Regions from separate parts of the Homo sapiens genome. Here all the other regions are linked to region 2. A link is an interaction called in ENCODE POLR2A ChIA-PET data of the cell type or tissue named here. Cell type or tissue: CD4-positive, alpha-beta T cell. All regions are shown on one strand. Region 1 overlaps MIR3681HG (MIR3681 host gene). Region 2 overlaps LOC124905974 (a long non-coding RNA gene). Region 3 overlaps MIR3681HG (MIR3681 host gene).

The links. Peaks named below come from ENCODE experiments on the same cell type or tissue, not always from the same donor. Only the 100,000 strongest peaks of a DNase experiment are listed, where the experiment ranks them.
Region 1: POLR2A ChIA-PET joins it to region 2 with 5 read pairs; 7 of 35 experiments call an interaction of 5 or more read pairs at or near these places.
Region 3: POLR2A ChIA-PET joins it to region 2 with 5 read pairs; 7 of 35 experiments call an interaction of 5 or more read pairs at or near these places.

The regions. Positions count from the first base shown.
Region 1 is chr2:12,487,536-12,490,035 of GRCh38, forward strand. The region is part of intron 4 of MIR3681HG (MIR3681 host gene); the gene reads left to right. LOC107985853 (a long non-coding RNA gene) reads left to right here. Exons shown (of 3, transcript XR_001739290.3): 3 at 102-2,500. Among named protein-coding and RNA genes, the nearest start is that of TRIB2, 230 kb to the right of the region's middle. In CD4-positive, alpha-beta T cell, no CTCF peak of the experiment used is centred here; a DNase peak (open chromatin) is centred at 1,016; H3K4me3 peaks cover 1,004 bases; H3K27ac peaks cover 2,072 bases.
Region 2 is chr2:12,708,353-12,710,852 of GRCh38, forward strand. LOC124905974 (a long non-coding RNA gene) reads right to left here. Exons shown (of 2, transcript XR_007086222.1): 1 at 174-2,500. Among named protein-coding and RNA genes, the nearest start is that of TRIB2, 7.3 kb to the right of the region's middle. In CD4-positive, alpha-beta T cell, no CTCF peak of the experiment used is centred here; a DNase peak (open chromatin) is centred at 979; H3K27ac peaks cover 2,371 bases.
Region 3 is chr2:12,500,300-12,502,799 of GRCh38, forward strand. All of the region lies in intron 4 of MIR3681HG (MIR3681 host gene), which reads left to right. Among named protein-coding and RNA genes, the nearest start is that of TRIB2, 220 kb to the right of the region's middle. In CD4-positive, alpha-beta T cell, no CTCF peak of the experiment used is centred here; DNase peaks (open chromatin) are centred at 1,352 and 1,651; H3K27ac peaks cover 2,500 bases.

The sequences.
Region 1 (2,500 bases), 220 kb before region 2:
TCAATAGGTGAAAATAAAAAGAAATGGGGTGGAAGTAATTACGAATCAGCTCCTAATTAAGAAATAAACAATGTGTTTCTCTTTCCTCTCCCTAAATTCAGTTGTTTCCCAGGCATTCGCCCCATGTGTGGACTGCAGGGATAATGTGTCTCTGGACAGAAGTCTCTCTCGTTTGACTGCTGTGGATTCCCGCAGACTCTAGAACACCAGTCTCCCTCCTCTCCTGGCCATCCTGCAGGGAGCCACCCTTGTAGTCTTTCTAGAACCCACATGTCATGCTCATGCTGAATAACACCCATGAGTTCTCCAGTGTCATCAAGATGAAATCCAAGCTCCAGTGCATGGCCCTCTGCCCTCCGGACCGGGCCTGACTCTCCTCCTTTCTCTCCCCACATCAATCCAGGGCTCCCTGGAATCACCATGCTGCTTTTGTCTTTCTGCCTCAGCCTGGGCTGCAGCTTTAGCCAGGACACGTTCTCTGCCTTTTTCTTATTCATTTACCAGGAAAACTTCTAGTTTCCTTGAAGACTCACTTCAAGGCTCTCTTTCTCCTGGAAACTTGGTTTCCTCCCAGACAGAATTCACTGCTCTTCGTCTGAGATCCTGTAACACCTTACACATATCACCATCTTGGCTCCAACCTCCTGGCTTTGTAATTATTCCTGATTTGTCTCTCCCAGTAGCCCACTATCCTCAAGGAGAAGGCCGAGGCTTATTCTTGGTTGAGTTCCCAGTTACATGTTAACGTGTGAATGAGTGAATGAATGCACCTTGAATGCCTCCATCCTTTCCAAAGACATTGGAAATGTCTCTCCTCTGAGAGAATTCTTGCCTCACGTGTGAATCAGAGCCTGACAAATCATTTATTTCTTCGGCCTGGCATCCTACCTACCGAATGGCATGGGCTTGCTCTTGCAGCCCCAAGCAGAAGCTCTTTTGTCCACACTTCCTTTCTTGTTGTTTTAGCTTCCTTTCCCTTCACTGCTAGACTGTGAGCTTTTTAAGGGCGGGGCCACATCCTGCTCATTTACACCCTTGCGTCCCAGCATCTAGCCTGGTGACAGAGCAGAACGTGGCTCTCCTTCAGACCAAGCTTACTCTCGTCTTTAAATTGTTGCAGAAGGACAAGGGAGCAGACTAAAAGGAGCCAGAGATGAAATGGTACGCTTGCCTCTTCCATCATCAGATGTTGTGAACTGACAACGTAAATATTCAGGCACCTCCAGCATCTCTTGCCCAGCTGCTCTCTGCCTAGTGCAGGTGACCCAGTCCAACTCCTCTCAATTTGCCTGCCTTTCCGCTCTCTCTTTCATCTTCTTCTTCCTTTTCTAAAAGCAGGCACTGCAATAAATTAAACTTTCATGGTTCCATTCCCTCTTTTCCCATTGAGGAACCCTAACATATTTCCTTAAGGAAATACTTTGGAAATTGTAATTGAAACACAATAATTCATAACGGAAGCGGGAGGAGGAGAGTAATAGATTTAGCTCTTGTTTCTGGTGGCAGACATGTTAATTACATTTTCTATTTCCTCTCATTACCAGGGAGCATGTCTCCAACAGGCCAGCCTGCTACTCTCCCTCCTCTCCAGCCAGCCCCACCCTGCTTCACACCCTCAGTGGGCCTGGAGGCAAGTGGAATGCACAACTGACCATGTCACTGTTTTGTTCTGAGCTCCTTGGAAGAGTTACAACCCAGCAACTCAGGTCCAGTTTCCTTAGTGGGAATCAGAGAGCCCCAAACTCTACTCTCCTACCTTAAGGGACAGCCAGACTGAGATCTCTGAATTCACATAGCCTCTTCTTGCTTCTGGGAGTCTCCATATGCCACCGAGGCCCCCGTTTCCCCTGGAGTGAGTCAGGAGGACCACTACTGCCTACCTGCTTGTGCATCTGCCAGTAACACCTGCTCCCCTATCTGTCCTGTCTCACTGCCCTTTCTAGTAACATTGCCTCGGCCGGAGAAGGCAGAATGTGTGGCTCCTGACTCCTCTGCATTCCTGTTGTCCCTTTCACACTCATGATGCCATAGTATGATTGTCTTTTACTCTCCATCTCTTTATCCCCTGCCTCAACCCCTCCCAGTGACACACAAAAAAGTATGAGAAACTGGAAGCATTGGGAGGGCAGGGCATTTATCAGGAAATTTATCAATTTCTGAACTATGTAGTACAGTGCCTGGTTCAGAACAAATTCTCAACAAAATATTTGAATAATGTACGTCTAGGCAGACTTCTTGGATCGAGACTCTCTGACTAGTGGGTGGGGAGTGGAGTCCTCAGGGTCCTTTTCTGCTGACATAAATCTTCTCTGCGTAGTAAATCCTAGAGCAAGTGTACTTTCTGCAGCTTAGCTGCACAGTCATGTCAGTGCCTGAGCCAAAAGAAACGATGGAAAAATGTGTGCCCCATACATACTTATGAAAATATTCTACCATATTTTGATCCATATAGAAAAAGCTAAAAAAGATTTGAAATTTTATGAAAATGACTTTACAAAAG
Region 2 (2,500 bases):
ATAGCACATCCTTAACTTTCTTGCCTTGCACAGGCTCAGTGAGGAGAAAGAGGCAAGGGGAGAAAGAGAGAGGAGAGGGGAGGTGTTAATTAGGATTCTCCAGAATGACAGAACTATTAATAATAGGATATATGTATATATGAAAGGGAGTTTATTAAGGAGAATTGACTCACACTATCACAAGGTAAAGGAAGTCCCATGATAGATCCTCGGCAAGCTGAGGAGGTAGGAAACCAGTGGTGGCTCAGTCTGAGTCCAAAAGCCTCAGAAGTAGGGAAGCCTTCAGTCTGTGGCCAAAGGCCCGAGAGCCCCTGGCAAACCACTGGTGCAAGTCCAAGAGTCCAAAGGTTGAAGAACCTGCAGTCTGATGTCCAAGGGCAGGAAGCATCTAGCACGAGAGAATGATGAAGGACGGAAGACTCAGAAAACCAGCTTATTCCACCTTATTCTGTCTGCTTTGTTTTAGCCACGCGGGGCTGGCAGCCAATTGGATGGTGCCCACGTACATAGAGTGTGGGTCTTCCTCTCTCAGTCCACTGACTCAAATGTTAATCTCCTCTGGCACCCTCACAGACACACCCCAAAACAATACTTTTCCAGTTATCTAGGCATCCTTCAAACTAATCAAGTTGGCATCTAGTATTAACCATCACAGGAGGAGAAAGAGAAGTTTAACTAATGTGTTTATATTAATATTGGCCGTGGTGGTGGTAAGAGCCTACACTCACTGCCAACCAGACAGAAAGTGAGCACTTTACCTGTGGACCATCTAAACCTGACAATCACTCTATGAGGTCTGTACTATTATTGTGTCATTTTAAAGAAGCCAAAAGTAAGATTTAAGGATATTATAGAGTTTACCTAAGGCCATACAGCTACTGAACTTCAGAGGAAGTACTCAGGCAAATGCTTGGCCTATTTAATGATAGTTGGTTGACTTTTGCATTCAGCTTTTTTCTAGATGTGGTTTCCCCAGGGTCTGTCAGAGATCACACCTTGGAGTCACTGAGCAGCTGTGCCATTTAGAAAGCTGTTTACTTCCTGGAGTCAAAATCCTGTCTAACTCACATTTGTTAGTAAGCTCTTTTATTGAATCATGTGAAATTTGAATGATATCAAATTTCATATTGTCCAGAGTATAGAAATTATAGTTTTTAACTGCCTAAATGAAAAAATATGAAATCTGTTATTTGTCTACATTTTTGTATTTTATTAACCACAAAAGCAGGTGTAAATATTTGTAATGAGAATGTGGAGATATGGGTGAGCCAGATTGTTTATTCCATCCATAGTCTACTGAGTAGATTACTTTACATAGAGCTGAGACTCCATGCTACACTTGCTCTACTACAGTCCACCTGAGGATCCAGGACTCACAAATCAGAAACCACTATCCTACAGATGTCACCTTTTTGTTCAGACATGCTTTCCTGTTTAGCGATGGCTAATGTTGCATTCACATCAAATTCCATGCACAGGGCCCTGATGCATGATCCAAAAATTGTCTTAGATTTAGAATGCTATTTGGACACAGAAGGTAATAAAAAGTGGAGCAAAGGGGACAAAAGGAGAAAGTGCAGGGGGAGAGAACAGGGAGTGGCAGGAAGGAGAACTGTATCATACAAAGATTGCAGGATTTTCCACTAGAATGACCAGGTTTGTGTTCACGGGCTAGTAAATTCCTTGAGACGCAGGTTTCTTCTACTGAGGCTAATAACAAAACCTCTTTTAAGGAGTTGTTGTTTGGATTAAATAAGACAAAATGCATAAGGGTGTTTGTTAAATTGGCAAGCCTGGTACACATATTAATTCTCTTCAACCTTAATCTGAGTTCTCAGGGTCATCCAAGGCCAAGTTGATGATTGATTTGGTGCCCAAATTGGATGGAATCTCAATGCATCGGTGTTCAGATATTGGTCTACTTGTTACATGCCTGATTTTCCCACACTAAAGGTTATATTGTAAAAGCTGAAGGGAATCTTAAGTGATAATTTGATTTTGCCTATTTTCTTCATAAGGAAGGTATTATTATCTCCATTCCATCCAAGAGCAACGATGGTCAGGGAAGTTAAATACCATTCAAGGCCTCTGAAGCTTGTGAAACCAGGGGTGGTCTGGACCCAGGTCTGTCTGCTCCTTTGAGGTCTGTGTGCTAGGTGTGGGAACGCGCACTAGATTTACCAGAACACCCTTCAAATGGAATCATTTACAGTAACCTAGCACTCTACATAATATGTAAATTTGTAGCACTTCCTGGACTAGCTGCTTCATTTTACCTGTTTTTACTTTTTTTATTAGCTGCTCAGCAATACTTAACAGGACGGTAGGCAATTTGCAACACTCAGAAAATTCCCATATGTTGGGTTTCCCACCCTACTCTAAGAACAACAACAAAATTTTCTTGTATCTCATTTCACTTGTGAGCACACAAGAGCTATTTTCCTGTATGAGAAGAAGAGTTACAAAACCAGGGCCTAGAAAGAAGTGGTGCTAATATTAC
Region 3 (2,500 bases), 210 kb before region 2:
TCAGGTGATCCACCCTCCTCGGCCTCCCAAAGTGCTGGGATTACAGGCATGAGCCACCGCACCCAGCCTGCCCAATGTCTTAGAGCCTCCGTTATCTCGTTCATATCATAACCTCATAAAGTAGCAGTATGGATCCGATGAAATAATTGATATAAAAATGGCTTCTTTACTGTGAAAAAATGCATATATATGTATATGTCCTCATTTGCTGCTCAACGTCAGAGAGCATGGGTCAGCTTTATACCACACAGCAAACTTGCCTCATCTGTTTCTGGTATAGACTCAAAACTCCATTAATGCCAAGTAACATCTGACGGTGTATGGGTGGAAAGGAGACAGTCTCAGGTGCTGAAAGAAGAGGCGATCAAACTTAATGACAAATTTTGCTGTGTTCTTTATGAATATGCAGAAAGCTTGGGAAATGTCCTTGAATTTATAAAATTAGGTGAAAGGAATGAGATAAGTCTCGACATGTCTGACTTTTCATGCCTATAGGCACCCATTTTTCTGCAGACACATGGGGGCTGTGCATCTTCTTGTTCTGCTGGGTCTTAGAATTGTGGAAATGCAGCCTCCCACAACTCACGGGGCATTGAAGAGACCCTGACTCTCTTCCAATGTTTAGGGAGGAAACTGAGCTCCTGAGAAAGGACTGAAGAATCCAAGCTAGAGAGAGTTAGAGGAACAAAGAGTCTACAAGTTTGAGCTTCAGCTCTCAACAGGGCCTTTCACCTCCCTGCTACCTGGGGGCTCTGTCTTAGCTGTCACAGTGCAGCCAGCACTGTCAATGATCTATCAATTGGCAGCTCTCTTATGTTTTGGTCTGGAGCCACTTTAGATGTGATGAACAAGATTAATTTTGAAAAATAATGCTGTGTTCCAATAAAAATGGCTCATGTACTGTCAAGACCAATTGGAGTCCTTTTTTTTTTTTTTTGCCTTAGTAGGGAGAAAAGGTATTCCATGTCGTAAGTTACATGTTAAATTAGTAACAATGGTTAATTTTAACAATCATTGTCTAAAGCTGAATAGGATGCAGATATTTATTGATGCCACTTTCTGTTCTGGTAGTAATTTTGTATTACTGATGTACTCTTGCAAGTAGTCAGGCAATTTTGACTTGTTAAAATAATTTTAAAAACACAGAAAGAAGGACAGTTGACAATTTAACAAGATGAAAGATGGTTTTAAGTTTAGGATCAGGCAATAAGAAACACAAAATACATGAAACCCTTACTCCTTTGTTTGCTGGTGCAGGTTTGAGGTCTCTGCTGTTAGGCAGGAAAGGGTGGGAACTCTCCTCCACCCTTCCCCTTCCTGCCCCTCCACTGACTGAACAGGCAAAAGAACATCAGGACGACTCATACCGAAAGCCGGGGGTGCTGGGGCCTTGCAAACCAGGTCACCTGACAGAGCTTTTGCTTCTATGAGCCTGGATGAAACCAGCTATACAATAAAGCCAATAAAAAGAAAAGAAGATGCCTTAGTGCCACATAAATTTGGCAGAAGTGAACATCTCACTGATTAAAAATACATTTTAAATAGAAGAATTATATGGCATGTGAATTATATCTCAGTCAAGCAGTTGTGAAATATATAACACCCCCTGCTTACACACACATGCAACTACTACATCACATGCAGGCACTTGGCCTCTCTGCCTATCAAAAGTAGCTTGCATTTGTACAGCTCCTTGCAATTTACACAGGGCCTTCATACGCCAGTGGTTTCACACTTAGGAATTGAACAGAGAAGTAGGAAAAAGGAAACAGAGAGTTTACCCTTACAAGATAATTGATGTTCCTAAGGTCATACAGTGAATGAATGTCAGAGACAGAGCTTGAGTTTTAATCCCAGTATTCTTTACACCACCTCCCTATCAGTGTCTCCGTGGAGGTGAGGGCATGGGCTTTGCAACATTTTAATTTCTCAAGGTTACCATGAACTCTAATAGTAAGGAGGGAATGCTAGGAAGAAGAGAAAACTTATGTCTTGGAGGGAAATTCTAAATAGATGTTTTCTATTAAGTTCTAGAAATATATTCAACACAATTGAAAAAAATTGTGGAATCTCTATTATCTGTCAAGTCTATGCCGTCCTCATTTACTCTCCATGTAAAATTAGTGGATTTCTGAGGATCCTGCATAAGCCTAATATTTAATGAATTTAGATTTCTTAAGGAATCAAAATTTTGTATTGGTGAATTAGAACATGACCAGAAGTCAACCAAAGTCTCTCCCTGAGGGAAAGAGTAACTGAAGCTTGAATAATGTGTGGACTCAGGAAGTCAGGGGAAGGCACTGCTGCTGAGAAGATGAATGTATACAAATCTATGAACTAAAGAATTCAAGAAATGAGTTACCAGACCGAGGTGTGTGCAAGAACATTCTGGAAGGGGGCAAATGGGACACAAAGTTGACATCAGACAACTTGGAATTGAAAAGGGAATTAGAGAATTGGCAACTGGCAGAAAGCTTTCAAATGAAGGACATAGGGCCTG